2 separate regions of the Homo sapiens genome follow, and region 1 is linked to region 2. The links are chromatin loops, found by intact Hi-C in ENCODE. Cell type or tissue: PC-3. All regions are shown on one strand. Region 1 has its middle 87 kb from the start of PLPPR4. Region 2 overlaps PLPPR5 (phospholipid phosphatase related 5).

Evidence for each region. Hi-C counts contacts between places; a loop is a spot of excess contacts. Peaks named below come from ENCODE experiments on the same cell type or tissue, not always from the same donor. Only the 100,000 strongest peaks of a DNase experiment are listed, where the experiment ranks them.
Region 1: it touches region 2 in a loop (16-fold over the local background); 1 of 110 quality-filtered maps calls a loop at or near these places.

The regions. Positions count from the first base shown.
Region 1 is chr1:99,176,324-99,178,823 of GRCh38, forward strand. No RefSeq gene overlaps it. Among named protein-coding and RNA genes, the nearest start is that of PLPPR4, 87 kb to the right of the region's middle. In PC-3, a CTCF peak has its summit at 1,332 (motif pointing right); no DNase peak of the experiment used is centred here.
Region 2 is chr1:98,920,889-98,923,388 of GRCh38, forward strand. PLPPR5 (phospholipid phosphatase related 5) reads right to left here. Exons shown (of 6, transcript NM_001037317.2): 4 at 994-1,170. Among named protein-coding and RNA genes, the nearest start is that of PLPPR5-AS1, 82 kb to the right of the region's middle. In PC-3, no CTCF peak of the experiment used is centred here; a DNase peak (open chromatin) is centred at 1,133; H3K4me3 peaks cover 1,613 bases; H3K27ac peaks cover 2,461 bases.

The DNA.
Region 1 (2,500 bases), 260 kb after region 2:
TCAAAATGTGAAACATTAAAAAATTTCTCTGCAACATGCTGAAAACCCAAGTTATACCTGCTCAGACACTTCTCACATCTTTCCCCAAAACTTGGAAGCACCCGAGATGCTTCCTGGTCTCTAAGGCATTAAGGAAGCCATTGACAAATAGCTGGGAAACCACTAAGTCAGACAGGTGTGGGTTCCAGTCTCAGCTTTGCATTTACTTTTTCTAGGAACTTGAGAAACTTAACTACCCTGATTGATGGTGTCTTTTTATTGTAAAGATAATAAGAGATAATGGCCATAAAACATTAGTACATTACCTGAATAACAGTATAGATGCTCAGTAAATATCTTTGTTGGAAGAAAATTAGAAGTTAACATTGAGCTCTTCCTAATAAATTAAATTGATGAGGTTTGAAAATTACTTAAATAGTAAGCTTGTATTTAAAAGATCCTTTGACCACATAAAATTTCATTTGGAAAGAACTGCAGGTTTTTCATATCATCTCTATTTTTAGAGTGGAGATGAGAAGAAAAAAAAACACAAGAAAAAAGCACATGGCTAGGACCACTCATTATGATTCAGAAACATGAGTTAGAAAGTGCAGCTGTCTCCCTGCTTTCAGAGCAGATAGCGGCATCATTTTATAAATGAAAGTAGAGATAAAGTCACTGTGATACACATTTCTGCAATAACAAACCAGGGAACATTAGAGACAAATAAATACTCATTGCCAGGGGAATATTTTCTCCTGGGTAAAAGGCATGCATTAATTCTCACAATAGAGTCATCTAATAAATGATTCATCTAGACACTAATATTTAATCAGTTCTTATCTTCAATTGCTCTAAGAACCTTTTAAACACTATAGCATATTTAAACATATTCAGGGTTATTACTTATTCAAGTTTAATTCCTTAGTCAAACTTGTTTTAAAATGAATAAATGACACAAAAGAAAAGAATACTATCGCTTCATACTAAATGCTAATGTTGTAATTATTTTCTTTAGATAAGTAGATTTTTACCTGTAATGTTTTAACTTAGAATTTTTCTGACAATTTTAAAAGTTAATAGGAACTATTTGTTAAGCCATGCAGTTTGCTCTGCGGTTACTTACAAAATGGATTTCAATTTTTCTGTGGAATTGCTTTTTAATTTTTTACAGCACTGCAATGTTTTACCTACTTAATTTCATAATGTGAGTCATCAATAATATATTTCCTACATTCAGTGAAACCAAGTGTGATGCCAGATTGAAAAAATAATGAATTTTCTTTACATTTAGGATTTCTTTTCACATATATGACAATCCTTAGATAAATAAAAATGCTGTCCTGGATTATTATACTTTTCCACAAGAGGGCTCTTGAAAGTCAAAAATATTGCCCATGATTAGTAATCTGCTTACATCTATTGGTAAAAACCAGAGAAACAAGATTTTGAAATATTTCCTGGATAATTAAATTTTTAAAAAATACTTTAAATTAAAGAGTTAACTAATAGTAATCAAAGCCAAAATCGATGGAATGCTTCCTGTGTGCAGGCCATGTGGTTAGTGCTGGATATGTAGCCATTATTATTATTCATTGCACTATAGAGAGTCAGTTACGGTTCAGCATGAAACTTTGGAGATAAGATTGCCTGAGTTTGAATCCCAGCTCTGCCATTTGAATTATTTCTTTGACTTTGGGCAAGATACTTGGTATTTAACTTTATCAGTCCTTGGTTCCTTTTCTGTAAAATGCGGTTGTTGTAAGGATTAAGGGAATTAAGATACATAAAGCAATTAGAAGAGTGTCGGGCACCTAGTAAGTGCTTTGTAAGTTTTAGCTACTACTATCATCACAGAGGACAAAACTGAGGCACATAGAGATTAAAAGATATGCCCTAAATCGTGCGCCCAGTGTCTGGAAAGATACAAGGTTTTGCCCCACCAGTGTGCTAGAACATGTATTAGCCAATATGCCTCTAATATAAGAGAAGATTGGCAACACCATCTGCTTATTCCTACCCCCACTGACAGCACTGGGGGACCCATCCCTGCTTAACCACACTGCCCACCTGTCCACGGTCCTGGATTATCCATACCTCTCAGGGTTATCTCTCATCGTAATAATCATTGATTTATGTATTGAACTCCGTCACGAGTCTACTTGAGTTCCAGGACGATATCTTATTTATTTTTGCTTTCCTAGCACATTTTGGTTAGCAAGAATTAACAAGGATGATTTAAAAAAAATAAGGGTGTGCTAATATTTCCAACTGTCCTATAAAACGATTTTTGTTAAACCCATTTAACAGATGAAGAAATCGAAATTCTAAGATCAAGATCTCACGGTTTGAAATAGCCATACTATTGGAAACCAGATCTGAATCTGAAGCCTGTGTTTTCTTCACTATAATGACCCACACATGTGCTCAGGGTTGTTTGTGCATTTACTGACTGAAGACAGACTGTGAAAATTCCACCAAGAGACATAACGGAGTGTTTTCAATGTATATATAGGCTAAG
Region 2 (2,500 bases):
TTCATTTGGGTAAAATGTGATATACTCATAATGATTAGTGCACATGAATAGAGGGAAGTTCAGGCTGTTTATTATATACTCATACTTATAAAATGTTATACACTCACAACTTATACTATACTTTAAGAGTATAATCAGATTTTATGGTATAAACATCAGTAAGTATTTGGTACTGATAATAAGTCAGAAAAATACTTAGAAATGCATACAAACCCTTGACTATTGCCTCTGGTTAAATAAATAATAATGAATTCTAAAGTCAGACTAAAATACATTTTCCAACAACCAAAACCTATGGAAATAGTCCTAGAAGATTTTATAATAAGAGTATAAATGGAATGCTTACTTCATTAGAAGTCACTGTGTATGCTCTTTACTATGCGGTGAAATATGATTTGACATGGTATGGTCTTAGAAACTATTCATGAGTTTTTAGTTACTGATGTAAAATGCCTCATCTCACAGGTGAGGCTGACCTGCTAGCACTGGGACATGGAGGCTCAGGGAGAGTACAGCAGGGACTCACTAGGGGACTTTGGGATTCTCTCAATACCCCAGCATGCCAACTTCCCTGAGGAATCTTTAAAAAATATCCAAACCAGTCCTGAAACTCGCCTATAACATTTTTTAAGGATTTATATAAAGTTTGTTATAAATCCTTAAAAAATATTATAGGCAGTTTTTACCCAGTCTTAAAAACTATTTGGGAGGGACAGTATGTTTTTAGGCCAGCTCTATTTTATATGAAAATATATTGTTCAACTTTAAGCATAGGATTTGTATTTTTTTCATCCCCAAACCTGACTTGTGGCAGAACAAATGGGGGAGGAGGAAGAAATGAATGACTTAAATGATTTGTTTTATATACTTAAATGAATGATTTGTTTGATATACTACATTTAGACAAACCCAGTGATTCACACTTGTATTTTCTCATGGTGATTATGCAAGTTAATTAAAAACCCAATGATATATAAATAAATTTGTACTTACCAGAAATACTGCTATAGATATTCCAACCAGAAAGCCTGCTATAACATCTGACCAATGATTTCGATATTCTGCTACTCTGTTGAGTCCAGTAAGAAATGCCAAACACATTAAGCCCAAGCATAGAACTGGCTTAGCAAGTCTGGTTCCCTTGGCTTTGATTGTGTTGGTGATGTACATCTGAAACATTCAATAAAAAAAATGACTTTTCATGAAGGTATTTCCTTTATTAGCATAGCATATTATGTGTATGTACAAACATATATTTATAGACATATATACGCCTGTATGATTCAAATCATTAACTGGAGTTTATGAAGTTTTTGAAATCAGTTTCTTAAAAGCAGAATTCAAGAGTAGCAATTATTTTGTTTTACTTACCTCGTATGGCAATCTCTTACAAATGGCCAATTCTTAGCATAACATTCTTAATCATCTAGAAACACCAAGCACAGATAGTCCAACTGTCTTTTTTTCTTTTTATTCTTACTGTATCCATTCTTGTTTTATCTGAATTTTCATTTTAGATCAACCTCAACAATATTATTAGCAGGGGGAAGCTGTTGAAGTGTTTAAGTGTTTTTAATGTTTCCATTTGTGTATGCCATATTTAGAGGACACATACTTGATAAAAACCAGCATTATGAATACAGCTAGAAAAAATAAAGTGGAATAGATTTCTACCAAACAGATGTTACTTTGAAGGAAGACTTTAAGATTCAATGCAATGCCGAGGTTGCTTTCATGTTGTTAAATGAAATTGTGAAATTACTTTGTTTAACTACATTTTATCAGCCAGAATTAGGACAATAAAACACTTAAGTAGGCCGGGCGCGGTGGCTCACTCCTGTAATCCCAGCACTTTGGGAGGCCGAGGCGGGCAGATAATGAGGTCAGGAGATCGAGACCATCCTGGCTAACATGGTGAAACCCCATCTCTACTAAGAATACAAAAAATCAGCTGGGCGTGGTGGCGGGCACCTGTAGGCCCAGCTACTAGGGAGGCTGAGGCAGGAGAATGGCATGAACCCAGAAGGCGGAGCTTGCAGTGAGCTGAGATCGTGCCACTGCACTCCAGCCTGGGTGACAGAGCGAGACTCTGTCTCAAAAACAACAACAACAACAAAAAAAAACCATAAGTACGATAAGGGAAATGTGTCAACTAAAAACAAAACAAAACAGTGAATAGGTACCTACATTTCTGGCATCTGGACTTATGCTAATGAACATATGGTGTCAATTGATTGCAGCAAATGAAATGTCATGAGCCACTACGCTCAAGAATAATTTGGTCCTTCCCCCATCTAATGTATTCTATAGCTCAACTGCTCATAAGTTTATGTATTATTTTATAAGCAAATTTGTTGACTGTATTCAATTATTATTTCAAGTCATGAGTAGAGCAATTGTAAAAGAAATGACTTTGATAATATAATCAGATTTTATGGTATAAACGTCAATAAGTATCTGGTATTGATAATATACTCAGAAAAATTCTTAGAAATGCATA